Regions from separate parts of the Mus musculus genome. Here region 2 is linked to region 1. A link is a loop called in an ENCODE intact Hi-C map of the cell type or tissue named here. Cell type or tissue: heart. All regions are shown on one strand. Each heading gives the region's core, and the rest is flanking DNA. Links, peaks and the distances in the headings are about the cores only.

Region 1 (16,707 bases), core at 3,945-11,944:
TCTTACCTTTAGTGTATGTCAAGGAATTATTTTTCTAACCCAGATCACAAGAATTATCTTCAAGTTTTTCCTAGAAGTTCTCTAGAACTATGTCTTAAGTTTAGTTTTGTGATCTGTGTTAAGTGCACTTCTGTATACTTCTTAAGGTCAGGTTTGAATTTCAGCTTTCATACACGTATATATTCAGTTGTTCCAGGAATAGTTATGTGACTATTCTGAATCCTCTACTGAGTTCTCTACATGCATCTGTCAAAAGCAGCTCACCAACACATTGTGTGCTGTGCATACAGGTTTGTTTTCTGAGTTTCCATTGTCACATCACTTTATCTCCCTTCTTATACTGTACTTCCTTGACCACTGTAGCTACATTAAAAAAAAAGTGGAAAACTGGGATATTCACCTTTTAATCTTGTTGCTCTCTTTAAAATTAGGTTGGATCTTCTATCGGAATTTTCAAATAAAATTAGCAATTTTCATTAACATTTGCTGACATTTGTTCATTAAGTGAATCCATTTCAGTAAACTTTATATTTTAATATTTTATTCCAACCCATGAAAAATGCCTAGCATTTCATTTATTTGGGTTTTCTTAATCTGTATGCTTTGATATACATGTACTTTACACCTTTTAATATATTCATTCATAAGTTTCTTATATTTCTATTATGTTATTATAAACAATATCTCTTATTTCAGTTTTCAATTGTTCATTGCTAGTATATGGTCATATATATTATTTTATCTTTCATCTTCGGTAAACAATCATTTTACTGGTCTCTTTTTGTGTGTTTTAGATTGGATATCAAGATAGCTTTATTTGTTTGCCATTTACAATGCTTGCTCTCTCCATCCCCACTTTACTGCCTTGGCTAGGACCCTACTGTTTGGTAAGAAAGTGGTGAGGGCAATGAACCTTGTCTCTGATCTTGGAGAGAAAGCATTCACTAATGTACTTGATGTTAGATATACAGCTTTTGTAACCACCATTAAGTAGAAAATCCCATTTAGTGGAGTTCACTATGTATTTTACTAGGAAAAATGGTGAATTCTTTTAACAGCTTTCCTCTGTTTTTGGATGTGTCTGCATGTCTGTATGCCACAGGTTTGAGGGTGCTGGCAGAAGACAGGGAAGGGCATTGTATTCCCTAGAGCAGGGATTACAGGAGCAACCTGAATGAGTTCTTGATAACTGCCCTGCCTTCATCTTAGGCTTGAAAACCATCTTATAGTAAAGACAAACAAGGTTCATTCTTCTTTATAGTTAAATCTCTGTTTCTCAAGGACTGGGCTACACCCGACCTGTAGCGTTAACTACAAGTAGATCTGCACTACCTATCCCAGGAAATTGCAACCATGCCTTTATTTCAAAAGGTTGTTATGACCATCTTGCAAACCTATTTTTGTTTTAAGAGGGTTTTTTGATTACCTTGTCATAACTACCTTATGCTACCAACACTGCCTATTTACCTGCCAGATCTCCATGTGAGACCCCTCTACCCCCAGCTATAAAAACCCTTATCTTGCCCATGTCCAGTGCTGACCTCCCCGCCTTAGGAAGAGGCAGCCCATGTACACAAATAAACGCTTGGTTTAATTAATTTGTCTGTGATGACTTGGGTCAGTGGACTTTCTCCTTGAATCTTTGGATTAACATTCTGCAATTGTAACTTGAATCCTCTGGAGGAACAGCAAGAGAGCTTAACCACTAAGCCTTCTGTGGGTCTTTTGAGGTGATCATAAGAATACTGTTTGTATTTTAGGTTTTCCTTCCTTCCTCTTCCTCCTCCTCTCTGGCCTTCTCCTACTCTATTGGGTGACATTTAATTTAGTCATTTCTGCCTACAATTGAAACTCTGGGAAATCACAATTCACATTTCTTCAGGTGAGTTTCTGTTGGACAGAAACAACTGGGATCCTTGTGCTCCGTGTTGTTCAGATGCCCTCTGTCTAACTGAACCTTGGTGAGTCAGTTACTGCCCAGTTACCCATGGACCCTCATACCCATGGATACCCATAACTTCCCTTGGGAAGATCAAACTCTCAAGGGTGCCATTGTGCACCTCAGTCAGTGTGCTTCTGAGTGCTTTTGCTTAGTTTTTGTGTGACTTTTTTATTTGGTTTAGGCAGAATCCTCCTCTGAGCAAAGACAACTCTGGGCTTCCCATTCAACTTTTTCTCCAATTAATTTTCTAGCCCGACTTGGATTTCCTGTATGGATTTCAGCCAAGGAACTGGTAGAGAATTGAGAGCCTCCAGACCACCACCATCTTCAGTTCCCTTCATCATGGTGATGTTAAGTACCCACTGCATCGCCTTGCAATCTGAGTTCATCTCCAGCTCCAACAGAGCCTGAGAGATGCTGGACTCAACTTCTCCTGCTTCTCGCCATTGGGCTTCCCAGTCTTGGCCCTCAGTTGGACCCAGGCAGAGTTCCAGCTTAGAAAGAGCATTATGTGTGTTGACTAATATGATAATTTGACAGATTTATTCTACACTAGAAATCAAACTTGGCATTCTTAGGATAAACTTACATGAACATGATGCATGTTTATATTATTTATATTAGGGATTTAAACTATTTTTCTTGAGAACCACTATATCTATGTAATAAGAGACATTCAGCTGTTTTTTCTACTCTTGTGACTCCCATGTAACGTTCCAAGTGCTGTTGTTGGAAAAAGAGTATCCCCTACATGAATTGGCTGTTTTTTCTTCAGTCATATTGTGGAAAAGGCCACATAAGATTTGTTTTTTAACTGAAAATTAGAAACCAAGCTTAGACTGAGATGAGTGTGTAAATCAGAGGCGAGCTGAGCTGAAAACTGGCACCTATTCAATGGAGACAAGCTGTATGTTAGGCAAGCTGGAAACATACCACTGAACATGAGGAGTAGCCAAGGATTCCCACTTACACACCAGCCTGAATGGAGTCAGGGAGACCCTGTCTTTGCTTTCCTTGTATTAGTTTCTGAAACTGAATAAAATTTGCCTCAAGAGGTAGCCTGGCTTATATTGTAAGAGATCAAGAGAAAAGACCTAGAAAGAGAAATATAAGGAAGAGTAGTCGTAGCCTCTGAGCAGCCTGAGATGAGGACAGCAGAAGCACAAATGTTGTCCCAGAACAGTTTGTCACAAAGTGGTGATATGCTAGACCCTGCCAGGCAGAGTGGGAAGGGAGAAACCTTGTTACCAAGTATGTAGAAAACACTGGGAACACTTAGAGCACATGAGATATTCATGGAAAGACTAAAATGCACGATCATTTGGAAGTAGAAGGAAAGAAAATTCATTTGGGAACAGCATGTTCAATCCTGACTCTGCCCCTATAGAACTATAGACAGAACTATAGCAAATCATTCAACCTATCTGTCCCTTTATTCTTCATCTCTAAACTGGCTGTGATCCAGTACTTACCTACTCAGGCTGTTCTGGGGGAAGCACAGTGAACACACTCTGAGAATTAAATTGAACAAAGAAAATATTACCATTTATGTAGACTGGGGAGAACTAACTATGGCATCTATGATCATGTGTTTAATGAAAATGTCACAAACAATATGTATACTTTAGTTACATTTCATTAACATATGCAGATCCAAATAGCATTATGGAAAATAAGCTCCAGTGTTTTGAGATTAGGAAAACATAAGCCTGTTTAAATTTTTCCTTTTTATGTCTCTACTTTTAGAGTTACATGGAGTCAATTTTAGTAAAAATGAAGAGTATTTTTTTAATATGCAATGAAAGAAATGTAAAAGTCTGGTAAGTTTACTGATATAAATCAGAATCTTTGATATACTCCAAGAAATGAGCTTTATGTTGAAAATACCCTATTTATAGAAGAGTCACAGGTTGCTCATTTCCAGATGTGAAGTTGAAAAGCTATGCTGCCTACTTCTGCTCAACTTTCCTCCTTAATGCAAGTCTGCCCTTGTCAGCAAAGAATACCACGCGAGAGCCTGAGGGGAAGAGGTGGAGAATAACGGGCACTTACAAGTGCCATTCCATGTCACATAAGCAACCACCTGTTAACTTCACTTTAGAAACTTAGTATTGAGTCAAAAAAAAAAAAATGGACATTCTCTCTATACACCTATTCAATGTTTTCCCAACCATCTTATAAAAGAAAGAACTGCTCTTACCCAGATTTTATAAGGAGGTCCACAAAAGTTAAATAACTTGTTCCAGTCGAAGACCCAGGCAAGGAGCTAACCAAGATCCAAACAAAAGCCCGGTTATATATCCAGGTATCGGCTGGTAACTCTATGACCTCAGAAGCGCCTGTATCCACAGGCTACATACACTGGAGAATGTCTCAGTCATGTGGGCACTTTTCTAAAATGTTGTTGTGGAGATAGCATAGAAACTTACACTCTGCAGTTCTGGAGCTGTGAAGGGCAAACCCACCACCGGTAGATTTGGTGTCTGGTAAATCTAGATCGCACCTCGCTGTTTGACCACAGGAAGGAGACAAGGCAGTTCTCTGCACTTTTGCACCAGTACAGCAAGGTCATGGATAAGGGTTCAACTCTTGGTCTCCCCACAGAGACCCCTGCTTTCAAATTCTCTTGCCTCAGTCGTTAGGTTTCATCACATAGCCTTTCTTAGTAGGAGACACATTCAGACCATGGGGAAGAGAACCTCAACATGGAAGATGGCAGATTGTTCCTCCACAAGCATTGTCTATTACTGGCTCATTGACTTAAGAGTAAGCTATAGATTTGAAGCTAATGGGGAAAAAGAAATATCGTCACTAGGAATACTGGACATAAGAACAGAAGACTCCTCCTGGGTAAAACCTCTAAAAGCAGTACAGTACAGTCTGGGCTGAGGAGCTAAGCATTAGAGCATTTTTTTTATCCTTGTCACTGTAGAATGAAGCTGTCACTCACTTGTTTGCTCATTTTGCCATAAATATTCTGGATGTCTGGTCTGTTGCAGGCACTGGGTGGTAGGTCTTAATGGTGCTCTCAACAGTCCGTTTCGAAGCACTTCATTTTTTATTTCAAGCTTTTCAGACCATTGCTCACTGAGACTGAGTATTAACAGAAGGAAAAGATGTGCCTGCTTTGATGCGCGTGCACACTCTCACATGAACCCAAGAACTGGGCTTCTCCGCTGTTCCTACAACAGCACCACCTTTGTATTCTCTCACACTAAAAGTCAATCACGAGTGCACATCTACACACACACACGTGTAATGCAGAAAGCCAGCAAGTATCCATTCAAACGAAGGCATAGATACCCATCAGGTATTTGTGAAACGGAGGCCCATTTATAGTCAAAAGATTTCAGGTTTTCAGGGTTTTTTTTTGTTTTGTTTTGTTTTTAAGTCTGTGAAAATAACGGTTCTCCATACATCCTAACTGTCTGCTTTTACCCATGGTAGAGATGGCATCTTTCTCCTTACTAAGTTGAATCCTTTATTATGGAAGGCATGCTTGGTAATGGAGTCATTATCCTGCTGAGGACTAAGAGAAAGTGTTCCTTCCTTCCAGTATTAAAGTGCCTGCTCCTTGACTTGGTTATTAAAATGAGGGCTCAAATAGCTCCTTGTTCTAATTTTCCTTATCAGCCTCCACAGGACCCATTTCAGGCTGTCTGTGAAGTGTTAGAATGCAATTGTGTGCTTGAATAGAGAGAGAGATGGAATTAGAGCCTCTTAAGACCATTATATTGTCTTATTTAGTGACACTGTTTGCCTCACCATTGCTAAGCAATGAGCTAAGTGTTCTTCCTGAGTAGAATAATGGTACCCACGTTTAACCAGCACTTTACACATTGCAAAGCTCTTCTCCAGCAGACATTCTCCCTTTTGAACTTTGCAACAAGACTGGAGCACATCGAGAGTGTGCTGTGATGGGAGCTTTATGTGCTCAAGAGATAGCTCTCGACCTCCAAAGTCAGAGAGGACAGGCTGATGGGCATGGCACCTCTGGAAAGCGGAATGTCTGTCACAGGGCGTTCCAGCTTCACTAAAAACGTCAAGCACCATCATTTCTGCTGCTCTGTGGAAAGCGACCCACTACAACTCCTCACTGAAGTTATCCATATCTGAGCAAACAAAAATGCAGCAAATCAGTGACCCTACGTTAGAGGCAGATACGTCGATGTTAGTTACTAGCTAATCAGTTTTGGAGGACAAGTAATTTTTCAAGCCTTTAGCAACTGTGTTGAGGCAGGAAAGAAAGACAGAAAATTGAGGGGACATAAGAGAAGAAAACAAGCCCTTCTCTGTAGCTAGCCAAAGCCTCTTGGGCCAGCAAGTCAAGAACTGCAACACAATGAATGTCTGCTATGAAGGTTGTCAACACATAGTTCCCATTTTAGATATTTTTATTAATTCTTTGAGAATCTTATATTATGATGCATTTTAGCATACTCACCTCCCTCCCCTAACTCCTCCCACATCCACTCTCTACACCCTTCCTTCCTTCCTCACAGGACTTGGCGTTTTCTCGCCTCCACTCATCAGGTCCAGCTTGTGTTGCCTAATTGCTCCTGTGAGGGGAGACCACCCCTGGAGCGTGGTCGCCTACATGGAGTCATACCCAGAAGAGGGCATTGGATCCCATTACAGATGGTTGTGAGCCACCATGTGGTTCCTGGGAATTGAACCCAGAAGCTCTGCAACAGCAGTCAGTGCTCTTAACCGCTGAGCCCTCTCTCCAGCCCTCAATTGTTTCTCAAGTAGCTAGTCCTCAATGAAAGCTGACCACATAAGTACTTGGTGAGTGAAGGACTGAATGAATGAGATAAATGTGCTCAAAGCTCAGCTGAGTTGTTACTTTTCTCCTCCACTTCAACATCTGGTCATGTATCCTTATAGATAAAGGAGAGGTACTAGGGCTGTGGGGTGAGACTGAAGGAGGGGAGGGAGGGAAAACTGCAGTCATCATATAATACATGAGAGAATTAGAAAGTTTTAAAAGTTTTCTTTTTCATAGATTTTTTTGTTCTTAATTGCACATAAACATGAAAGGGTCTTACTATTTTTTTCCTTGTCTATCATTTAATTCCTCTGCCCTCTCTTCTGTTTCTATCTGCTGGGTTAATGCTTGGAAAAGAAAAGGTGATTGGGGACATGGCACTGTTGATGAACACTGTTGTGCCCTTCTTTGTGGCAGGTGTCCAGTGCTGGCTATATTGTGGTGCACACATGTGATGCCCAGGTGAGGGAGGTATTTTAGGTGGGAAAGGGATGGTTCTCTCAGTTGCTGCTGCTGTCTTCCTCCCTCCTTCCTTTCTTTCTTATTAAGGCAGAGGTTTCATGGAGTGTAGACATTGCACTCTGGGTTCTCCTGCCTTGACTCCTGAGTGCTGATATTATACATTTGGGCTCGCTTCTTCATAAATTAGCAAGGTGCCTTCTTTCTTTCCTAAAAATCATTGAGATCTACATTTATCCTTAGGATTAAGTAACTTCAAAGGATTGTTGTGATATTTTGAAATAATTGGAGACCTCCCTGTGAGCTCTAAAATGAAGGACTGAAATTCCCTGCACTGAATAATTTGACAGTTTGTAAAGCGCTTACATACTCAAGGTACTCCCAAAGGAAAAACAAATACCCAAATCTTCCCTCCAGCCCTTTAGCTCTAATCCTTAAATTATTTTTATCCATTTTCACTGGGGCTTCTTAGGATAACTGAGGCATAATTGCCAGAGGTCCCATATGTTAGATATGACGTATGTCCTTTCCATACTCTCATAAAGAATTAATCATAAGTTGAGTCATTATAATAAAGATTGGAGTGCCACCTACTGGCCATGTAAGATCATGGGACTTCCTTCATAAAAGCAGATACTCCACATTTGGTTTCCACCAACAGATATCAAAATAACAAAAAACAAACAAAATCTTTTTTTTTTTAACTTTAATTGATTTCTTTGTGAGTGTCACATCATGCTTCCCAGTTCCCACTCATCTCTCTGTCTCCTCAAATCTTTTTGACCTTGTAACATCTTCCTACCCCCAAATAAAAAGCAACAGAAGCAGAGAGAGACAGAGACAGAGACAGACGGGGGGTGGTGGGGGAGAGAATAGAAAACGTCTCACCGTGGAAGCTGTACCATGTCACAGTGTGTCCCACAAAAATCCCCTCTGTGCACACATCGTTACTTAGAAGTGTTCATTACAATGAGTCATTGGTTTGGTTCAAGGTCTCTGGCTTCTGTGACACCATCAATATTGGATCCTCACTGGGACTCCTAGCTATCCTGTCCTTTCCCGGTGTCATGGAGATCCTGCAGCTTTGGATCAACAGAACTGACCCTTTCACACTTCCCAACCATTCCCAGATGATATAGATTTTGTGGTGGGCCAACTCAGAGCCCTGGATCTGGGCCTGGGTGGTAGCAGAGCTGGTCGGCCCACCAGATCAATCTTGTCTGCACCACCAAGGTGAGCACTCCAGCACTGCTCTGGCTAGGCCACCCACTGCTGTCATTAGCAGGAGGCAGGGTCAGTTCTCCTGCTCTCATGCTCTTCTGGATGGCTCTCCCACACCCATGCCTCCAGAGCCAGTTCTACTGTGATGCCCAGTCAAGGCATAGGCCCACTCTCCCAAGTGCTGCAGCCTGTGAGGGACCGAACCAGCTCACCAACTCTCATGACCCTGTGGGCATCTTTCCCAAATGCCACAGGTAAGGAGGGGTTATCACGTCTGGACTTTAAGCCACCCCACAGTAGATGAAGTGGCAGGGTCAACTCTTCCATACTCACACCTTTGAGGTCAGCCCATGTACACCCAGCCATCAGGGTCAGCTCCACTGTGCTGCCTGGGCAAGGCACAGAGGCCATTCTCCTGAGTACTGCCAGCAGTGAGAAATAGAGCCAACTTGCCATTGTTCCATATCCAGTGATGGGAAGGGCAGTTCTGTATAACCCCTGGACATCTACATGGTCCCTGGCAGCTGCCTCAACCAGGGACATCCCTGTGTTCTCTAGTGGTAATGAGCCACAGACATCAACACCAACCAATGCCACTGCATAGCCACAGACTCAGGCATAGTCCTCAGACATAGCGGCAGCTCAGGCTGGGACCTCACCATGACCCTATGTCAGGACTGGCCACTTACAACAGGCTACTCCTCTCTTCATAATGCTCAAGCTGCTCCACTTCTCTTTCTCTCCCATCTGGCCACCATATACTTACAAATTATGGTGGCTCCATCTGCAGGTTGGCCATACAGCTGGCCATTCCCTGAGTACATTATTCATTATTATATACTATACTGTATCACATTACATTTAGAACATGTTTTCTGATGGAGTAAAAAAAAATAAAGCTCTGTTGTTAGCTTGTTTGTTTGTTTGTTTGTTTAAGGCAGGGTCCTATGTACCCCTAGCTGGTCTGAAACTCACAAAGTTACCCCTCCCATCCTCCTGACCCCACCTCCAGAATGCAGGGTCTGTGCACATACAATAGAATTAAAGCTCTGCTGTCATTTAGCATGTGCTCAGGGGTTATAAGGACTTGGGACTTGACTATCCCAACTGACATGATTTTTGCTGCTTATCATACTATTATTACCCAGATATTACCTATCTATTTTGAGGTTTGAGTTCTACAAGAATCCAAAGATGGTAACAAGAGTTATCCCCTCAAATCAGAGGACATTAAGAGATGGTGTACAAGAAGACCACAAAAATGCATCAGCAAGTCTCTGGTTCATGTATTCTGTCAATCACTCCTCTTCCTGCCCTCCTTCCTACATTAACCTAACCTGCCTCTGCCATAATTTGAACTGGATAATCACATTTTCCACTCACTCAGCAAAAGAGGCTTCATTTACCTAAATCTGTTCTTCCTAGATTAACTTTAGGAGCAAAAACATAAGATATGTATCTTCCTTTGATTTCCAGTCATCTTAGTATAACTGACCTCTGCAATAGGCATTGAATGTTAAAGTCAAGTCTTTAAACCAATAGATAGATAGATAGATAGATAGATAGATAGATAGATAGATAGATAGATAGATGAATAAATAAATAAAATGTAGATTTATTTTTGCCAAGGTAAATTCTCAATCCTGGCTCCTCTTGGACAAAAATAAAATGCAAATTATTAGAAAGCTAAAATAATTTTGGAAATGGTATTTTATGTCTAGCTAATTAATCCTTGCAATGAATGAATGTCAGGGTTAATTGCACTTCTACTTTAGGCAAAAGAAAAGCAAGCAAGCAAAAACTTTTTCTTTTTCCTTAGAAATCTTGTTCTGCCATCTTGTGGTTTAATTCTCACACTGCAATGTGTTACTGTAAAATGTGTTTCTATAAAAGCTGGGAGGTGTACGTTGTATAGCTATGTTAGTTTACAATATTTGTATGTAAATTTGTATGTGTATGCAACACTAATACTTAAAAGATGATTGCATTTTGTTTTCAAATGCCAGATGCCCAAATGTTATATCTCTATAACCTTCTTAAAAAAAAAAAAAAGGAATGTTTCCCATACATTTGTTTGTAAGTTATGTGAGACAGCTGTGTATATACAGGGCTGAAATCTGCATAGCTCTTCGGAATTCTATTTATAAGCCAGTGTACTGATCTGTTTTCACAACATCAGTGACACCCTTAGAGAATTCAATCAGCACAATTAGGTCACTTAACTTGAAGATAACACACTGTGGTTCTATTCTTGACATTGTTCTTTTATTAACTTCCCTTGTATTTGTACAATTAGCCATTCCCTTTATTTCCCTCACTTCAAACTGCTAGCAAGGAATGAGCTGAAAGAAAGCTCACTGGCAGTCCTAAGCACTGGTTTGAAATATCAATGCTGAGGTCATGAAAATCTCAATTCTTTAATCCCTTGTGCAATTTAACTTCCATCACAGTCTTAAAGTATAACCTAACTTGCACAGGACATTGAAAACAAAGATATTTCTAGGTTTTTGCATGGTTCCGTAAAGCATTACCAGAATTAACCCTTCAAAAACTGGAACTCAGTTAAAAACAAATCCATCATTTTTTCTATGGAACCCCTGAGTCAACAATGGACTGCAAACACATCCATCCTTAACCAATACCCACCTGGCTTTTCTCAGACTTGGCAGCATAAATGAATTCACTAGAATAGACTTCTATTCTGCCTCAGTCGACTGTTGTATTAGTAACTGATGGTTAGTTGTGTGTTATGTCAGATACATAAGAACCATGACAACCCTAAGTTAAATAGAATTCTATAGGTCATTACGTTACCTCGCCGGCCTTAGGCAGGCGAGTCTTCCGGCGTTCGGGGGATTCATTTCTACACAGGTGGCAGTTCTGTAGGTTTGAAGCTCGGTGGCCTCGCTTGGCCTCAGCTGACACGGTTGCTCTGTGCTCCATGTGCTCTCTTACTGAGTGCACTAGCTTCACTTTTATTTTTTTCGTGAAAAAGCAAACAAGCTTTTTCCACATTAAGGCTTACACTTGGAACTAGCCTGAGGGGAAAAAAAAATTTTTTTTTGTCACATGTGACTTTGCACTTTTTTTTTTTGTTGTTTTTTGGTTTTTTTTTTTGGTTTTTTTTTTTTTTTTTTGGTTTTTCAAGACAGGGTTTCTCTGTATAGCCCTGGCTGTCCTGGAACTCACTTTGTAGACCAGGCGGGCCTCAAACTCAGAAATCCACCTCCCAAGGGTGTGTGCCACCACTCCTGGCTGCACATTTTTTGTATTAGATATTTTCTTTATATACATTTCAAATTTCAAATGCTATCCCAAAAGTTCCCTATTACCACCCCCCTCCCCTACCCACCCACCCTACCCACCCACTCCCGCTTCTTGGCCCTGGCATTCCCCTGTACTGGGGCATATAACGTTTGCAATACCGAGGGGCCTCTCTTCCCAATGATGGCCGAGTAGGCCATCTTCTGCTACATATGCATCTAGAGACACGAGCTCTGGGGGTAGAACACCCACGATACAATTTGCAAAACACAAGAAAATCAAGAAGATGGAAGACCAATGGGTGGATACTTCGTTCCTCCTTAGAATAGGGACAAAATACCCATGAAAGGAGTTACAGAGACAAAGTTTGGAGCTAAGACGAAAGGATAGCCTATCCAGAGACTACCCCACACTGTCACTTCTGTTGTGTCCTATTGGCCACGGTAACGGTGACCCAGAACTAGCTATCTGTAGCACAGCACTTACTTGCTCAGCTCCATAAACTAAAGCAAAGGAATCCCTGCTGGCTCTCTATAAAGAGAAACATGCTGACTGGAGTTTCCTGGGTTTACCATATAATTGCTCTACCAAATGTTCATTTATCCTCCCACTATCATTGCCTCTCCCTCTTCTGGTGAGGAGAAAAAAAGAAAACTTTCTAAAAATATATATGGCAATGGCCTTAATCCAGTTGGGACAAGAATACTTGCAATGTAAATGGGATCATTCAATATGCTAGCATTTTGAGCTGAGTGACAATTTGTTTAACAGACAGATTCCATGGCAGATGTATCAAGACAAGCTGCCAAGAGTGGCCTGGGTGTGAGACTAGGGGTAGGAGGAATGACAGAGTCAGGGAGAAATACAGGTTGATGATCCAACAGGAAGTGATAGTGTCCTCAAAAAGGCAGACACAGCTTCTGGATAATAAATATCAAGACTCAGGCATCAGTCATTAGACAAAGTCTGAAAGCCAAAGTTCAGAACTGAAGGACAGAAAAGAACCCAGGGGAGCAATGTTAGCAAAAATGAGGAAACGCAGAGAAAAATCCTGGAAATGAAATTATAGGAGTGTCTTAGTTCTTCTTCTGTTTCTGCAATAAAGTACAGCATGCCAAATAATCCATAACAAACACAAAATAATTAGGCTCATCAAGCCAAATCAGCAGCCCACATATGGTGAGAGCCTATTTGTTGTGTCATAAGATGGCAAGGGTCGATGTCTTAGAATTTCCATTGCTGTCAAGAGACATTATGACTAAGATAACTCCTATAAAGGAAAACATTTAGTTGAGGTTGGCTTCGAGGTTTAGAGGTTTAGTCCAGTATCATCATGGCAGAAACCATCTTGATCTGAAGGCTGGCTGCCACATGGCTAGGAGGAGGGTCTCAAGCCCCATTTCCCCCCAAAAGTGATACACTTCCTCCAACAAGGCCACACCTCCTAATAGTGCCACTCCCTGGGCCAAGCATATTCAAATCACCACATGGGTGAGAAAACTGCACTCACACCTCAAACTCTTACAACATTCATCGGTTTAGGAAGTAAGGTTCTCTTAGCCTAAATACCTGCAATTAGGTCTCACCTCCCATGATTAGGGATTAAGCTTCTAACACAACTTTAGGATAGAGATGTGAATTCAAACCACACTGAGGAGAGACCCAGTACTCAAGTTAGCTCAATAAACTCAACAAATGTACATTAAAAGCATATTTTATGCTCTTGCCACCATCGTTGGGATAGCTAGTTTTAAGTCAACGTAACACAAGCTATAGTCATTAGGGAGGGACTCTCAATTGAGAAAATGATGTTAGAAGATTGGCCTGTAGGCAAGTCTGCAGTGCATTTTGTTAACAACTGATTGATGTGGGGGGTCCAGTCCATAGTGGATGGTGCTACCCATGGGCCAGTACTACTGAATGGTGTAATAAAATGGAGCAAGGCAAGAGATGGCAACCAAAAGGCAATACTCCTCAACGGCTCCTGCTTTTGTTCTTGTCTCTCAGGCTACTGCCTTGCTTGAGTTCCTACTTTGACTTCCCTCAGTGGTATAGTGTTGTTACCTGGAAGAGTAAAGTAAAATAAACCCTTGTGTAGTGGCTATTCCTGGTTGTCAATTTGGAATGAACTACAATCCAGAATTGGAAGGCTCACCAGTGACCCTAATCTGGAGGCTGGGAGATAGAGTTTCTGATCTGGATCTTGGTATGGAGATCTTGAGGCATAGTGGCTATGGATTCCAGAAGATTAAGACAGGGAGATCTCCGAGTTGAAGGTCATCTGGGATTAAAGGTGTGGTGGAACACACCACCTTTAATCTGGGCTACACCTTCTGCTGGAGACCATATAAGGACATTGGAAGAAGGGAGTCTCGCTCTCACTCCTTTGCCTGCTTGCATGTGGGACTGAGTAACTTCTAGATCCTTGGACTTCCATTCACAGCTACTACTGAACCATTGTTGGGAATTGGACTGCAGACTGTAGTCATCAATAAATTCCTTACTATTATAATAGAGACTATCCATTAGTTCTGTGATGCTAGAGGACCCTGACTAATACACCTTGTCTCCCCCAAGTTGCTTAGGCTTGCCGTATCACGGAATAGAAATAAATCCTAAAATAGTAAAAGAAAATTTTAAAAATCATTTAATTTGGGAAGCATTTTAAAAAATAGAAAACAGACTCGAGCCCCGGGGTACCTTGCCAGTGGAGGCGCCCGACACCCACAAGGGCCCACACAGGAGTCCCCACGGGATACTAAGACCTCTGGTGAGTGGAACACAGCGCCTGCCCCAATCCAATCAAGCGGAACATGAGACTGCGGTAAATAGGGAAGCAGACTACCCGGGCCTGACCTGGGGCACAAGTCCCTTCCACTCCACTCTAGCACCGGGGTATCTTGCCAGTGGAGTCACCTGACACCTGCAAGGGCCCACACAGGATTCCACACGGGATCCTAAGACCTCTAGTGAGTGGAACACAACTTCTGCCAGGAGGCCAGTTCGAACACCAGATATCTGGGTACCTTCCCTGCAAGAAGAGAGCTTGCCTGCAGAGAATACTCTGACCACTGAAACTAAAGAGAGAGCTACCCTCCCAGGTCTGCTTATAGAGGCTAAGAGAGTCACCTGAAGAACAAGCTCTTAACAGAGACAACTATAACAGCTGGCTTCAGAGATTACCAGATGGGGAAAGGCAAACGTAAGAATCCTACTAACAGAAATCAAGACCACTCACCATCATCAGAACGCAGCACTCCCACCCTACCTAGTCCTGGGCACCCCAACACAACCGAAAATCTAGACCCAGATTTAAAAACATTTCTCATGATGATGATAGAGGACATCAAGAAGGACTTTCATAAGTCACTTAAAGAATTACAGGAGAGCACTGCTAAAGAGTTACAGGCCCTTAAAGAAAAGCAGGAAAACAAACCAAACAGGTAGAAGTCCTTAAAGAAAAACAGGAAAACACATCCAAACAGGTGATGGAAATGAACAAAACCATACTAGAACTAAAAAGGGAAGTAGACACAATAAAGAAAACCCAAAGCGAGGCAACGCTGGAGATAGAAACCCTAGGAAAGAGATCTGGAACCATAGATGCAACAGAATATAAGAAATGGAAGAGAGAATCTCAGGTGCAGAAGATTCCATAGAGAACATCGACACAACAGTCAAAGAAAATACAAAATGCAAAAGGATCCTAACTCAAAAATCCAGGAAATCCAGTACACAATGAGAAGACCAAACCTACGGATAATAGGAGTTGATGAGAATGAAGATTTTCAACTTAAAGGGCCAGCTAATATCTTCAACAAAATAACTGAAGAAAACTTCCCAAACATAAAGAAAGAGATGCCCATGATCATACAAGAAGCCTACAGAACTCCAAATAGACTGGACCAGAAAAGAAATTCCTCCCAACACATAATAATCAGAACAACAAATGCACTAAATAAAGATAGAATATTAAAAGCAGTAAGGGAGAAAGGTCAAGTAACATATAAAGAAAGGCCTATCAGAATTACACCAGACTTTTCACCAGAGACTATGAAAGCCAGAAGAGCCTGGACAGATGTTATACAGACACTAAGAGAACACAAATGCCAGCCCAGGCTACTATACCCGGCCAAACTCTCAATTACCATAGATGGAGAAACCAAAGTATTCCACGACAAAAACAAATTCACATATTATCTTTCCACAAATCCAGCCCTTCAAAAGATAATAACAGAAAAGAAGCAATACAAGGACGGTAATCATGCCCTAGAACAAACAAGAAAGTAATCCCTCAAAAACCAAAAAGAAGACAGCCACAAGAACAGAATGCCAACTCTAACAACAAAAATAAAAGAAAGCAACAATTACTTTTCCTTAATATCTCTTAATATCAATGGACTCAATTCCCCAATGAAAAGACATAGACTAACAGACTGGCTACACAAACAGGACCCAACATTCTGCTGCTTACAGGAAACCCATCTAAGGGAAAAAGACAGACACTACCTCAGAGTGAAAGGCTGGAAAACAATTTTCCAAGCAAATGGTATGAAGAAACAAGCTGGTATAGCCATTCTAATATCGGATAAAATCGAATTCCAACCCAAAGTTATCAAAAAAGACAAGGAGGGACACTTCATACTCATCAAAGGTAAAATCCTCCAAAAGGAACTCTCAATTCTGAATATCTACGCTACAAATGCAAGGGCAGCCACATTCATTAAAGACACTTTAGTAAAGCTCAAAGCACACATTGCACCTCACACAATAATAGTGGGAGACTTCAACACACCACTTTCATCAATGGACAGATTGTGGAAACAGAAACTAAACAGGGGCACAGTGAAACTAACAAAAGTTATGAAACAAATGGATCTGACAGATATCTACAGAACATTTTATCCTAAAACAAAAGGATATACCTCCTTCTGAGCACCTCACGGGACCTTCTCCAAAATCGACCATATAATTGGCCACAAAACAGGCCTCAACAGATACAAAAATATTGAAATTGTCCCATGTATCCTATCAGACCACCATGGCCTAAGGC
Region 2 (16,707 bases), core at 4,966-12,965, 410 kb before region 1:
AAAAGAACTATATACACTAGACCAAATCATAACTGTCCCCGGGGATATCTAGGGGGTTATTGTTCACCCAAGCAGCATCAATATAGGCTTTATCTCATGGATTGAGCCTTAAGTAAGATATAGATTGATTACTTCCAGATGCTTTGTGCCAACATTATATATTGTAAGCAGAACATCATTGTAGTTCAAAGAGTTTGTAGCTGAGTTGGTGTTTACACTTCCCATTGGTAGCATGCAGAGTAACTACCTTTACCAAAGATGCTAGAATATAGATGCAAAGGCTCTACGTAGGCAACAGATCCACTTTTCCATGTTCAAGGAGTTGTATAAGTGTTGTCTTCAGCAATAAGGCCTAACTATTACTCATGGAGAGCAAGCCATAACCTTGGCAACAATCTGTGCTTGAAGGGAAGGGATTCCCATGAAATCCCTTTGGCCAATAGATTATATATAACCCATTCTTAGTTCATTTAGTGACAAAAGAAGTCAAGCTGGGGAGGTGTCTGCCTGAGAGGGCTCTGACTGCTGGAGCAAGTAAGGGAGCCATCTTGTGTCCCAGGTCCCTCAGAGACCAGTCTGCACAGGTAAGAGTGCAGACTGCAGAGGCAAAACATCTTCTGGGACTGGCGCTGTTTCTGGCCTTCACTTTCAGCCAGGACACAGCTCTGAAGGTCAGACCTCTGTGCACCTTCCCTGCAATAGGAGAGCTTGCCTGCAGAGAGTACTCTGACCACTGAGACTCAGGAGAGAACTGCTGAAAGAGGCTAACAGAATCATAGGCAGAACAAGCTCCAGCCAGAGACAACTATAACAACTAACGCCAGAGATTACCAGATGGCAAAAGGCAAACATAAGAATCTTACTAACAATATGAACTAACCAGTACCCCCTGGAGCTCTTGTCTCTAGCTGCATATGTATCAGAAGATGGCCTAGGTGGCCATCAGTGGAAAGAGAGGGCCATTGGTCGTGCAAACTTTATATGCCTCAGTACAGGGGGATGCCAGGGCCAAGAAGTGGGAGTGGGTGGGTAGGGGAGTGGGGGGGAGGGTATGGGGGACTTTTGGGATAGCATTGGAATGTAAATGAGGAAAATACCCAATAAAAAGAAAGAGAAAAAAAAGAATCTTACTAACAAACACCAAGACCGCTCACCTTCATCAGAACCCAGCACTCCCACCTCACCCAGTCCTGGATACCCCAGCACACCTGAAAAGCAAGACTCAGAATCAAAATAATATCTCATGATGCTGGTAGAGGACATCAAGAAGGACATTAATAACTCACTTAAAGAAATACAGGAGAACACTGCTAAACAGGTAGAAGTCCTTAAAGAATTACAGGAAAACACTACTAAACAGGTAAAAGTCCTTAAATAGGAAACACAAAAATCCCTTAAAGAATTACAGGAACACACAACCAAACAGGTGATGGAGTTGAACAAAACCATCCAATACCTAAAAAGGAAGTAGAAACAATAAAGAAAACCTAAAGTGAGACAATGATGGAGAAAGAAACCCTAGGAAAGAAATCAGGAACCATAGATGCGAGCATCAAAAACAGAATACAAGAGATGGAAGAGAGAATCTCGTGTACAGAAAATTCCATAGGGAACATGAGCACAACAATCAAAGAAAATGCAAAAAGATACTAACTCAAAATATCCAGGAAAACCAGGACACAATGAGAAGACCAAACCTACAGATAATAGGAATAGATGAAAATGAAGATTTTCAACTTAAAAGGCCAGCAAATATCTTCAACTAAATTATAGAAAAAAACTTCCCAAACTTAAAGAAAGAGATGCCCTTGAACGTTCAAGAAGCCTACAGAACTCCAAATAGACTGGACCAGAAAAGAAATTCCTCCCGACACATAATAATCAGAACAACAAATGCACTAAATAAAGGCTGAATATAAAAGAAGTAAGGAAAAAGGTCAAGCAACATATAAAGGCAGACCTATCAGAATTACACCAGATTTCTCACCAGAGACTATGAAAGCCAGTAGATCCTGGACAGATGTTATACAGACCCTAAGAGAACACAAATGCCAGCCCAGGCTACTATACCTAGCAAAACTCTCAGTTACCATAAATGGAGAAACCAAAGTATTCCATGATAAAACCAAATTCACACAATATCTTTCCATGAATCCAGCCCTTCAAAGGATAATAAGAGGGAAACACCAAATCAAGGACGGAAACTACACCCTAGAAAAAGCAAGAACGTACTCCTTCAACAAACCTAAAAGAAGACAGCCGCAAGAACAGAACTCCAACTTTAATAACAAAAATAACATGAAGCAACAATTACTTTTCTTTAATTTCTCTTAACATCAATGCACCCAATTTCCCAATAAAAAGACATAGACTAATAGACTGGCTACACAAACAGGGCCCAACATTTTGCTGCTTACAGGAAACCCACCTCAGGGAAAAAGACAGACACTACCTCAGAGTGTAAGGCTGGAAAACAATTTTCCAAGCAAATGGCCCGAAGAAACAAGCTGAAGTAGCCATTCTAATATCGAATAAAATTGACTTCCAACCCAAAGTTATCAAAAAAGACAAGGAGGGGCACTTCATACTCATCAAAGGTAAAATCTTCCAAGATGAACTCTTTATTCTGAATATCTACGCTCCAAATACAAGGGCAGCCACATTCATTAAAGAAACTTTACTAAAGTTCAAAGCACACATTGCACCTCACACAAAATAGTGGCAGACTTCATCACCCCACTCTCACCAATGGTCAGATCCTGGAAATAGAAACTAAACAGAGACACATGGACACTAACTGAAATTATGAAACAAATGGATTTAATAGATATCTACAGAATATTTTATCCTAAAACAAAAAGATATACCTTCTTCTCAGCACCACATGGTACCTCCTCCAAAAGTGACCATATAATCGGTCACAAAACAGGCCTCCACAGATACAAAAATATTGAAGTTTTCCCATGCATCCTATAAGATCACCACAGACTAAGGCTGATCTTCAATAACAACATTAATAATTGAAAGCCAACATAAATGTGGAAACAGAACAACACTCTACTCAATGATTCCTTGGTCAAGGATGAAATAAAGTAAGACATTCAAAACTTTTTAGAGTTTAATGAAAACGAAGCCACAACATACCCAAACTTATAAGACACGATGAAGGCAATCCTAGGAGAAAAACTCATAGCCCTGAGTGCCTCCAAAAAGAAACTAGAGAGAGCATACACTAGCAGCCTGACAGCACACCTAGAAGCTCTAGAACGAAAAGAAGCAAATTCACCCAAGAGGAGGAGGCAGCAGGAAATAATCAAACTCAAGGCTGAAATCAACCAAGTGGAAACAAAAAGAACTATTCAAAGAATCAACCAAACGAGGAGCTGGTTCTTTGAGAAAATCAACAAGATAGATATAACCTTAGCCAGACTAACTAGAGGGCACAGGGACAGTATTCTAATTACCAAAATCAGAAATGAAAATGGAGACATAACAACAGAACCTGAGGAAATCCAAAACATCATCAGATCCTACTACAAAAAGTGATACTCAACAAAACTGGAAAACCTGGATGAAATGGACAACTTCCTAGACAGATACCAGGTAACAAAGGTAAATCAGGATCAGATTAATGATCTAACCAGTCCATTTCCCCTTAAGAAATAGAAGCAGTCATTAATAGTCTCCCAGCCAAAAAAAAAGCCCGGGACCAGATGGGTTTAGAGCAGAGTTCTATCAGACCTTCAAAGAAGACCTAATTCCAACTCTCCTTAAACTATTCCACAAAACAGAAACAGAAGGCACTCTATCCAATTCATTCTATGAAGCCACAATTACTCTGATACCTAAACCACACAAGATCCAACAATGAAAGAGAACTTCAGACCAATTTCCCTTATGAATATCAATGCAAAAATACTCAATAAAATCCTCACAAAAGAATCCAAGTACACATCAAAACAATCATTCATCATGACCAAGTATTCTTCATCCCAAGGATGCAGGGATGGTTTAATATATGGAAATCCATCAACGTAATCCACTATATAAACAAGCTTAAAGGCAAAAATAACACGATCATCTCATTAGATGCTGAGAAAGCATTTGACAAAATCCAACATCCCTTTATGATAAAAGTCTTGGAAAGATCAGGAATTCGAGGCCAATACCTAAACATAATAAAAGCAATATACAGCAAGCCAGTAGCCAACATCAAAGTAAATGGAGAGAATCTGGAAGCAATCCCACTAAAATCAGGGACTAGACAAGGTTGCACACTTTCTCCCTACCTATTCAACATTCAACTTGAAGTCCTAGTAAGAGCAATTCAACAACAAAAGGAAATTTACGGGATAAAACTGGAAAGGAAGAAGTCAAAATATCACTATTTACAGATGATATGCTAGTATATATAAAAGACCCTAAAAATTCCAACATTAATCTCCTAAACCTGATAAACAGCTTCAGCGCAGTTGCTGGACATAAAATTAACTCAAACAAATCACTGGCCTTTCTCTATACAAAGGATAAACAGGATGAGAAAGAAATTAAGGAAACAACACCCTTCACAATAGTCACAAATAATATAAAATACCTTGGTGTGACTCTAACTCAGGAAGTGAAAGATTTGTATGACAAGAACTTCAAGTCTCCGAAGAAGTTGAAGAAGAGCTCAGAAGATGGAAAGATCTCCCATGCTCATGGATTGGCAGGATCAATAGAGTAAAAATGACTATCCTCCTGAAAGCAATCTACAGATTCAATGCAATCCCCATCAAAATTCCAACTCAGTTCTTCACTGAGTTAGAAAGGGCAATTTGCAAGATCATCTGGAATAACAGAAAACCTAGGATAGCAAAAACTATTCTCAACAATAAAAAAACCTCCAGTGGAATCACCATGCCTGACCTAAAACTGTACTACAGAGCAATTGTGATAAAAACTGCATGGTACTGGTACAATGTCAGACAGGTAGATCAATGGAATAGAATTGAAGACCCAGAAATGAACCCACACACCTATAGTCACTTGATCTTTGACAAGGGAGCTTAAACCATCCAGTGGAAAAAAGACAGCATTTTCAACACATGGTGCTGGCACAACTGGTGGTGCAAATTTTATAAGCCCCAGTACAGGGAGTGAGTGGGTAGAGGAGGAGGGCAAGAGGAGGGTATAGGGAACTTTCGGGATAGCATTTGAAATGCAAATAAAGAATATAATAATAATAATAATAATAATAATAATAATAATAATAATAGAAATCAAACTGGGACTCTGTAACTCCATTTTTTGACAATTATTTGGCAATTTCATTTATATCATGTTCATATATGTATATATTTTAGGAAGCATCTATGATATTAGGTTTCATATTGTTTTGTAAAATGCCCTTGATTTTAGCTGTCTCTTTCTATATTCCTTCCCAAAACAATCCTCCAAGCTGCCTCACCACTTGATCCTCTCACTCCTATCCCTATTCATCCATAATTATCTATTCTATTTCTCTTTCCTATGGAGATTTACCGGTTTCCTATATTCTGTACTCTATACCTATTCTTTGTGGTTCTATTGAATACTAGTAATGATTGCCTTAGCAGATAGTACCCAACATAATCAAAACACCATATTTGTCTTCCTAGGTCAGAGTTTCTTTACTCAGGGTTATTTTATTTTAGTTCTACCCATTTACCTACAAATTTAATCCTATCATTTTTTTAATGGCTGAGTATTATCCCATTGTGTATGTGTATTACATTTTCTTCATCCATCTTTCTCTTGAGAAACATCTAGGCTGTTTCTAACTTCTGACTAGTATTAATGATGCTGCTATAAACAGTGTTTATCCACTGTTTCCGTAATAAAATGAAGCACCCTTGGGTTAATGGCCAAGACAGGTATCGCTGGATTATAGGATATATCAATTCCCATCTTCCTGAGGGAAACTCCACACTGATTTTCATACTGGCTGTACGTTTGCACTCTCACCAGAAATGGAAAAGTGTCCCCCATATTCCACATCCTTACCAGCATGAGCTGTCATTTGTACAATTTTTGATCCCAGGGTTGGTGATACCTCCAGATCTTTTGTTATTTATGATTGTGTTATCTATTCTGTTGTTTTGGTGTGTGTGTGTGTGAGTGTGTGTGTGTTTATATGAAGCTAAAAATGATCTTTAATCTCTCAAGATATTATCTCAGAAATTTGACTGTGATTTAAGTAAATCTGTAAATTAATTTTGGTAAGATGGTCATTTTTATTATAGGAATCCTACCAAACCTTGATCAGGGAAATATTTCCATCTTTTGATATCTTTTTCAATTCCTTTTTTAAATGTTTTAAATATCTTATTGTACAACTCTTTCACTTGCTTCGTTAGAGTTTTCCCAGGATATTTTATATTATTTAAGTCTATTATGAACAGTGCTGTTTCCCTGATTTGTTTCTCAAACTTTCTTACTTGTATATAGAAGGCTACTGATATCTATGTGTGTATTTTTTATCCAGCTACTTCATTTGGTTTTTATGTCAAGCTATGAAACTACATCAGGCAGGAGCTACCTCTATTCTATTCTGTAACATACAAAAGCAGAATAGAGAGAAATCAAAGGTATCACAGAGCATCGCACTAGGGGTAACAGGAAATGAAAACAAGGCCACAGTAAAGACTTCCACTCATTAAACCAGTTTGGAAAAATCATACACATAGATGACTTGGTCAAATTGCTTTTGGTACAATATCCTCTCCTATCCCTTTCTTTTTCTGTGTGAGCTACTCCAGGAAAACCCTGCATCTGTCGAAGGAATGTTCATCAAGTTAAAGGAATTCTAAATAAGAATTGCTTAAACCAATGAAGATATGTCATTCATGGCTTACAAGAAATCTGAAGATTAACAATGACTAGTATTTTTTACTCTTTTGTGTTCTTCCAACAGTATACCCATAGAAGTTGGATGTTATACCCAGCCTTCCATTGTCTTTATTTACTAAGTTACGTTTACATTCCAGAGAAGAACACTACAATAGTTCTAGGGAGAGTGACATAGAGAGATAAACATCTGATATTACATCAACAAATTCAAAGCATCTCTGTCAGTTCCACAGCCAGGCATAATTTACTTCACAGAAAGGGAGTGGATGGGTTAAAGCCAGGAATAAACAAAATGAAGGTACAGAAGAAGAACTCTATTGGCTAGTAAGCATATCACTAATTGTTAAAACACTTTGTTGTATCCTGCAACACTTCTTGGGCTATGAGTTTTAGTGGAAAGTGTAACCTTACTGGAAAGCTATATTAAAGTATTCTTTAAATATGACCAACTTTTATTGTACCTTTCTGGAAATTAATCATTCCTTCTCCCATGTAATAAGCAGACATTGATCAGAATCCTCTAGAATGGCTAGACATATCCCTTTCCTTGTTGCTTCCTCAATTTGCTGTAGCTATGTAGAAATGTTGGTTTAGGTTCTGCCACTGAAAAGTGTCACAAGTCATATGTTCACCTTTTCTCTGCCACACTAATATCCAAACAGAACCAGTGTGCAAGACTACATTAGAGAAGATGAAGGAAGCTACAAAAGTAACTTAAGTCCCTTCTTTTTTCTTATCTTTTTATTCTTAATCGGATTTTTTAATGTATATTTTAGGTGTGGGGGTATTTTCCTTGCCTGTATGTAGATATACAATGTGTGTCTGATTCCCACAAAGACCAGAATAGGTTGCGGGCTCCCTGGAACTAGAGTCTCAGACAGTTACTATCTGCCATTTAGGTGCTGTAAACTGAGCCCGATCCTCTGCTAGAGCAGCAGATGCACCTAAACTGTGCAATGACTCCAACTCCCTTTACATTGTTTGCGTTTATTTCTGTGCTTACGTGTACATGGCATGCATGTGCTTATGCTTACAGAGACCAGAAGAGAACCTCAATTCCTATGGAACTCAACAGGTGATTGTGAGTCACGCAACATATGTGCTGAGAATTGTACCTAGGTCTTCCACAGAGCCCAAAATTTACTTAACAGCTGATCTCTCTGTGTCTCTGTCGGTCTGTCTGTCAGTCTGTCTGTCTGTCTCTGTCTCTGTCTCTGTCTCTGTCTCTGTCTCTGTCTCTGTCTCTGTCTCTCTCTCTCTCTCTCTCTCTCTCTGTCTCTCTCTCTCTCTCTCTCTCTGTGTGTGTGTGTGTGTGTGTCTTTCTCTCTATGTCTCTCACTCTCCTATTATCTTTATTATTATAATATGCGGAGAACCCTGTGAATATCAACAAGCAAGCAAGCCTCAAAAATCTTAATGAACCATGTCCACAATACAAGAAACCCCCTTCAAACCCCTGTTTCTAAACTGTCAGTTATATCCCTGAAGTAATTGGTCGCATTAATGAAAATATAGTTCTAGTCCTGGGACTACCTGCTTCAGTTTTCAGCACCACAAAAAAGTTACATGATAACAATAACAATTTTAAGTTGTTATAAATCACGTTTTTAGTTATATACTACTATTCTAAAAAGGTATGTGCTAAAATTAAATTATTTCTTTTTATAAATAACAGGGAAAATCAGTCTTATATTCTACTTTGTTATCTTTTCCCTGCTCATAGGAATTATTATGAGCAGTATTAGAAAGCAACAGCAAGATGAGGAAAAAAAAAAAAAAAAAGATGCAGAACAGCACCAGCAGGGGGCGCATCAGGCTCCTTTCGTTTCTCTCAAATGCAGAAAACAACTGATGGGGATTCTCAGAGCTGAAGGAACATGAACTCCCAGTGTGAGAAACAGAAGGAGTTTGCAAGAATCAAAGAACAGCCAGATGATGGTGTGAAAACAAGAAAGTAGTGAAGGTGATGGATGAGGGAAGAGTTAGGCAGGGTCACACCTTGTGGGATGCAATCAAGAGACTGCGTGGGTTCTAAAGGTGCTTGAGGAGACTTTGAAGGATTATAATGAAAATGTTCATTCTAAACTCTCTTGAAGATAACCTTTGTTTTTGTAAAGAATAAAATAAGTGAACATGTGTTGTCCTCTTTTATAAATTATTGATGATTCATCGTTGTGGAGCCAGAATCATAGAGAGGAATTCACAGAATGTGTCAGTCCGAATATGCTTAACAAGTATAAATGAAACTTTTCTTTTTAATGAATAGAATATGAAGGGTATGAGGAGGAAATTCCCAAAAGCTTCCTTAACAGGTGGTAACGCACCTGGGTTACTGATTTCTTCATTTTTCAAAATGAGAGGGTCTGGGAAATACACATATTTTGGGATAAAGATAAATATCATGAAGAAAGATAACAGTTGAATTCTATTGTGCAAATAATAAGTGCACTATATCAATCAGATAACCAGATATAGACATCAAGTAGAACCATAAAAGTTCAGAACACATGGAAATTTTGGAAATTAATATATGCAAGTCACCAAAAAAGAGTATTTTAGGGTAAAGGGACTTGATTAGATATTGTCAGAGTAGAGATGGGAGCTATGATGGGATTGAGAAGTAAACGCCCATATGCTCATACATGTATACCCCAAGAAAGCATAAGAGAGGCAGGGAAATGGCAAGGAGTAGGCGCTTACGGATTCATAATGAAGGTAAAATGGTCTAAGACCAGAGTAGTCCCTTAAAATGCAGACTTGAGCCTTGCATAAAGCTCCTCTGTGCCAGACGTGGTGGCACACGCCTTTCATCCCAGCACTCGGGAGGCAGAAGCAAGCAGATTTCTGAGTTCGAGGCCAGTATGGTCTACAAAGTGAGTTCCAGGACAGCCAGAGCTACACAGAGAAACCCTGTCTCGAAAAACAAAACAAACAAACAAACAAAAAAAAAAACAAACAACAACAAAAAAAAACCTCCTCTGTGAGGCTCCACCCAAGAGCCAATGAAAACTGTTGCAAAGACCCACAGCCAAACATTAGATGGAGATCAGAAGTCTTGTGGAAGAGGTTGTTGAAGGATTGAGAGATCCAAAGAGGATAGAAACTCCACAGAAAGACTAATAGAGTCAACTAGTATTGACCATTGGGGCTCCCAGAAACGGAACCATCAGCCAGAGCAAGCATGGGCTGGACCTACCCTCCCCCCTGCATGTAGGTAGTGCCACTTGGCCTTTGTCTGGTCCCCCAACAACTGGAGAGGGGTTGGGCCTGAATCTGTTGCCTGCCTATGGATCCATAGTTCCCCTACTCTTGTCTGGCCTCAGTGGGAAAAGATGTAGCTAGTCCTGAAGTGACTTGATGAGCTGGGGGTGGAGTAGAAAAACCAACCCCTTCTGAGAGGGGAAGGGGAATTTGAGGGAGAATCTGTGTGACGAGGTACTGGTAGAAGAAGGGGGCTGATACTTGGATGTAAAACAAATAAATAAATTAATAACAAAAATACATAAAACAAAAAATAATGTGGCCATGAAGCAGAATGGGAAAGCTTCAGTTTGAAAGATGGATGACCTTGGCAACAGCATTTAGTCTAATGTAATGATAACACATGCCTCAAGGGAAGAAACAAATAAGAGGTTGGTATATGAAAACACATAAAATATTTTGCGCCGTTAAAAATAGTTTTTGATCAAGTCAGGGGACAAAGAGATGCAGGACATTTTTGCATTTTTAAAATTAATTTTGTTGAATATTTGTATACAGATACTTTGGTAGTGAAGAAAATATCCATTAGCCTGTGAGGAAGGCCACAATAATCCATCTCCCACCCCATGTGCTACCCTACGTTGGGGTTTTGACATTCTCCTCCTCATTAAGGTGTGAGGTTTGTATTCCATCCTCATAAGTCTCTGCAGTTTATGATCCAGCCTAAATCAAAAGGACCAGAAAATAGACTCTGTGTGATGTATCTTGCTGTTCTGAGGTGAGGACGGGAATGACAATGCAATTTGCTCCCTAGTTCCTGGGGCACTCCCACTGTGCAGTGCTAAACTGCATTGTGAACAATGATCCTGCCATGAAACCACTGTGCTTTGAGAAAGCCCAAAACAACCATGCAGAGGTGCAATGGAGGGTAGTTCTGAGACACTGTGAGCTCTTCTTTTTTCTTTTTTGAGCTCAGGAGATTACCTAACTACATCACATGCGGATCCTGTGTTAGCACCTGCTTGCTACCTGATCACTTCCTGAACACCTGGATCCTAGGGATGATGAAATGTCTTTTTAAAGATACACATTTAGGAATAGCTTATTATTTGAGCCGCTGCACCTATAGTAAAAAAGAGAAAGGGGGAAATTTTCAAAGGGACTTTTACACAACTTTACAGGACTACTCTCCACAGGTAACGATCATCTGTGATAGAAAGTAAGTAGGCCAGCTGCATAGTCAGCAGATGACATCTGCTTTCTTCTATTTTCTCTTTGCTATGTAGAGAGTCATCAAAGAATAAGAAGGTAAAAGGATGCTAAAGTCCTCAAGGAAGATAAGGTGTAAAATGATACTTGAAGGAGGTAGATGGTGAGTTGAGTAGGGAACCAGCCTTGGGTAGCTTTGTCAGCCTGAGGAAATGCATAATGCTTCCCATTATGCTTTGAAGTAGACCAGTGAGTGCACTTGAAAGACTTTAGTTTTCCCTCAGCTATTCTGAATGCTAAGATACAGGTAAAGCTAGAAAGAAGGTGAAACAGGAATTGATATTTTACCTGGAAATATAGACAAAGGACACGCCAAGATACTTTAAGGGATTTCAGGGGAACTGTCACAGTAAAACAATGTAATGAATGCCGTATATCTGGATAAGAAGAAAAATGTAGATCTATGTAGTTAAACTGGTATATGAAACCCTAGCTAGGGTAGAAATACTCATATTTGGAAGAATTAGAGAAACATAGTAGCATATTTGAGTGACAGCATTTGATGCTACTGAACGAGGTTTTGTGGAGATTGCCATCGGATAATACAGAATAAGAGTGTGCAGCTCAGAAGGAGTGGAGAGCACATAATCTTTGAATATTGTGCAGTTAAGTAACTACAGGTCCAATATTTTAAAGTGTTTACATGAATGTTTCAGATAGTAAGAAAAATAATAGACATTATGTATTCAATTGTTGAACACACCCGGGAATTAGCAAGTGTGACAGTGGCTTTGCAAGGAGAGGTGAGATGTACAACATCTACACTCACGTGCCTGAGATGAACAAGGAGCCATGGCATATTAAAGGGAGACAGGCAGAAATCTTGAAAAACTATGAAAAACAGTTATAGTATGCCATCTCTGGTCTTCCCTATTACAAGAAAAACAAAATAAAAGTTGTATGTAAGACGATATCTGAGATTTCTTTAGCATAAATGGGAATGAAGGGTTGGACAGATGGCTCAGTTGATAAAGTGATTGTACCTTTACAAGGAGAAGCACCTGAGATTTTCTCCTTGAAATTTATGTTAAAAAAAAAAAACATAAAAAAGTGGGTACACTTGTATACACTTGTAATCCCAGTACCGGAGAAGCAGAACCAGGAGGACACCTAGAACTCACTGCCAGCCGTGTGTGTGTGTGTGTGTGTGTGTGTGTGTGTGTGTGTGTGTGTGTGTGTGTGTGTGTAAAGGAAAAGGACATCTGATGTTGATCTCTGACACACACACAGGAACACATGCATAAACACATTCACACATGCACACAATATACACAATAAAGAATGGGGGAAAAGCAAGATAGATAGAGAGAAGGGAGAGAGGGAGGACAGAAGAACGACAGGAGAAATTTTCCACTTCCAATATTGCTCCCTCTCTGTTTCCTTATCACCTTCATTTTGCTACTCTCATACCGTTAAAGCAATCCCAGGTCCTTTTTTTAGTTTCTGAGACTCCACAGGCATTAAATACATAAAGATAAAAATTAACATATATTTCTGGGCCCAAGTTACCACACCCACCTAAAAACATAGGGAGTATCACCGATTAATGGGAAGAAAGCATGAGAGACTGTAGACAGGGAAAGGATGGGAACCACTGTCTTTGAGTCATATAGTTATATTCTACACATCTACCGTTGGAAATGCACTAGAGCAAGCCTATCAGTGACAACCATCAGTTCAAGGTGAAGACTGACTTCTTCCTGTGACTACTGACAGATTCTGGAGAAACAGTCATCAGCTTCAGCTGTGCGCCCAGTGAGGGACACACTGGGCTCCCCCGAGTAGTTCAATACCTATGGTCATGCAGCTTACCCAGGATAAACTCAGTTGGACCCAAAATGAAAGAAAAAGGGGTGGATGTGGAAAAGAACTTGTAGAGGGCAGGAGACACCATATTAGGAGTGGGGATGAAGTGGAGAGTGGACACGGCACTGGAGAAGTCAGAATGAATAGTATTCAATCATTAAGTTATCAAGGAACAAATTCAAACAAAACCTACTTTAAAAAAGAAAGAGAGAGATCAAATGGAAATGGCACATCAATAGAAAAGAGACAGAATGTATTATGGACAAGACAGTTAAAGGTGAGTACATGTGTAAAAGGCAGAGGATTTTCAGACTGGGAAATACGCAAAACCCAGTGGAGGTAAAATCTTGTTAGGATATAGTTTAGGTTGTCTGAACCTGAGTTTGTGATCAAGATAAAACATTATGGCATTAACAATGATGTGTCTTGAGCTATGAATTTGATATATAGTCTCTCTTTTTGTGTTTGGGTTTCATGTTATGTATTATGTTTATGTTATGTTATGTTATGTTATGTTATGTTATGTTATGTTATGTTATGTTATGTTATGTTATGTTATGTTATGTCACATTGTGTTATATTAGTTATGTTTTGTGGGGGACTGCCCAAGCCAGGGTTTTTCTGTGTAGCCTTAACTGTATGAGAATTCATGCTATTGATCAGGCCAGTGTCCTACTCAGAGATCTCCCTCCCTATGTCTCCCAAGTACTGTGATTAAAGGCATGTTCCACCACCACCCAGCTATCTTTTTTGTTTGTTTGTTTCTTTCTTTCTTTCTTTCTTTGTTTAATCACTGTGTGATACTAAGAACAGAAATGGGGATTCAGGGCAGCAGGTGACAGTCTGATCTAAAGCATGTGAATTTCTGGCTTTTCCTAAAATCCTACTTGGTCATTATTAATGCTAGAGACACAAAGTCTTACCAGAGGACAATTATTTGGAATTGATTGAGATGCTGATGTAAGTGCTACTGTCACAATATGAGAAACAATTTTTCTACAGTCAAGTGGAGCTTCAAGCCTAAAAACAAATAGTAATAACAGTCAGGACCATGGACAGATACATTAGCCTTGAATGGGAAAAGTAGTTCTGTCTCGGAAGTAAAGTGTTATTAAGATAAGACTATTATTAAGAAGCGAAAATGCTTAGATCTCATAAAAGCGCTGGTTAATTCTGCCTGAAACAATATAAATTTGAGGCTGAATATAAATTTGAGGGATTAAATAAAGGTTTGGAATTGCTGTGAGGTATTTAATAGAATAAAGAAAATGTCAAGTGTCCTGAAGAGTCAAGCATGAATGTATAGATAGAAGGAATTATGGTTCACCGGTACTCTATGATAGACATAAAATGATAACATGAAAAGTATCTGATTTATAGTTTAAAAAGGCAGTAATTCGTGGTTTATATCTTTACTATAACTATAAATCATGAGGTTGCCTTTTACCTTCTGGACTTGTGGCACTGAAAGACAGTGATATTTGATATCCTAGAATGAGTTCCTGAGGTCAAGGAAGATATCCTTTTTTTTTAAATTTTCTTTGTTTAAATTTCAAATGTTATCCACTTTCCTCATTTCCTCTCTGAAAACTTCCCTATCCCATCTCCCCAACCCCTGCTCATTAATCCACCCAGCCCCACATCCCTGTCCTGGCATTCCCCTACACTGGGGCATCGAACCTTCACAAAGGCCTCTCCTCTCATTGATGTCCCACAAGGCCATCCTCTGCTACATATGCAACTGAAAGCTTGAGTCCCTCCTTGTGTACTCTTTGATTGGTGGTTTAGTCCCTGGGAGCTCTGGGGATACTGGTTGGTTCATATTGTTGTTCCCCCTATGGGGTTACAGACCCCTTCAGCTCCTTGGGTCCTTTCTCTAGATCCTCCATTGGGACCCTGTGCTCAGTCCAATGGATGGCTGTAAGCACCCACTTCTGTATTTGTCGGGAACTGGCAGAGCCTTTCAGGAGACAGCTATATCAGGCTCCTGTCAGCAAGCACTTGTTGCCATCCACAAAAGTGTCTGGGTTTGGGACTGTATATGGGATGGATCCCCAAATTGGACAACCACTGTGGAAATCAGTTTGGTCATTCCTCAGTAAATTGGACATAGTACTACCGGAAGATCCAGAAATACCTCTTCTGGGCATATACCCAGAAGATGTTCCAACATGTAATAAGGGCACATGCTCCACTATGCTCATAGCAGCCTTATTTATAATAACCAGAAGCTGGAAAGAACCCAGATGTCCCTCAACAGAGGAATGGATACAGAAAACGTGGTACATTTACACAATGGAGTACTACTCAGCTACCAAAAACAATGAATTTATGAAATTCTTAGGCAAATGGATGGAACTAGAAAATATCCTGAGTGAGGTAACCCAATCACAAAAGAACATTCAAGGAATGCACTAATTAATAAGTGGATACTAGCCCAGAAGTTCAAAACACTCAAGGAAGATATCTTGTCCATCCTCTGACAGAAGCACCTCAGCACCTCATGCCTAATTAGCATACGTAAGTATTGAGGGAAAGTACAGCTACTCATATTAACATGTGACGTTGGGAGTGGGACTGGTAGGGAATAAGCACTTGTGATAGATTCATGACCAAAAACTAGATTTTGTGTTGTGGAGATCACATGGTGTTCTACTTACTACATATATGAGTTATATATGTGTACATATATACATGTCTTTATTAAGATATTATCTAGCTCTTAATCTAAGAGTAGTACTGTTAACTGTTGCTTGCATGTCTATTCTACATAGTGGATTGAGGTACTATGAAGGGAAAATGATATTATGGTATTTCTGGCATTCTCTAAAAATAAAAATAAAAACTATTACATTACAATATGTTAATTCCAAGGTATTATATAATGTGCTATAAATACATTCAGCACACGATTCCAAGAAAAAAAATATTTAATTTATATGGTAACATCAGGGCCACAATAAGGGGTGCATGTTAAAAATGGATTCTTTTCATTAGGATCACACAACAGGAGTTGACAATTATACAAACTAAAGAAAACGCTGATGAATTTAGAAAACAAAAGACCTGCTTCTTTAATTTTTATTAGGAATGTTTAGGAAAAGTAAATGCAAATAAAATGTTCAATATACTCTAACAAATTAGAAGAGATGAGTCCTCAGGTCCTTGATCTCAAATATTCAAACTTCATCTCCAGATTGAACAGGAGAGGCTCCCTGAAACCGAGAAATTTTGTTTTGACTGTTGAGGTCATTTAAACTCCATCTGGTAAACAAGACTGTGAATCTTAATCACTGTTCGACAGAAGAAAACTCCAAAAGTAAATAGGGTAAATTAAAATTTACATAAACACAATAGAAAATGAATAATTAAAGAAAATAGTAGAAAATAATAATTAAAAACATGATATGCAACTTTCCCTACTCCACGGAGGAAGTTGTTGGTCAGGACTGGACAGATTCTTTTTAAAGCCATGCACATATTTGCCTGATACTCTGTCATTCTCTGGCATCAAGGCATGTAATTCAAACTGAAAATTGTGTCAGTCATTCAGAGGTTTTG

Evidence for each region. Hi-C counts contacts between places; a loop is a spot of excess contacts. Peaks named below come from ENCODE experiments on the same cell type or tissue, not always from the same donor. Only the 100,000 strongest peaks of a DNase experiment are listed, where the experiment ranks them.
Region 2: it touches region 1 in a loop (18-fold over the local background); 6 of 42 quality-filtered maps call a loop at or near these places.

What each region holds. Positions count from the first base shown.
Region 1 is chr5:85,984,519-86,001,225 of GRCm38, forward strand. No RefSeq gene overlaps it. Among named protein-coding and RNA genes, the nearest start is that of Cenpc1, 73 kb to the right of the region's middle. In heart, for the core only: CTCF peaks have their summits at 7,764 (motif pointing left) and 10,235 (motif pointing left); no DNase peak of the experiment used is centred there; H3K27me3 peaks cover 1,642 bases.
Region 2 is chr5:85,578,223-85,594,929 of GRCm38, forward strand. No RefSeq gene overlaps it. Among named protein-coding and RNA genes, the nearest start is that of Gm35251, 120 kb to the right of the region's middle. In heart, for the core only: a CTCF peak has its summit at 8,681 (motif pointing right); no DNase peak of the experiment used is centred there.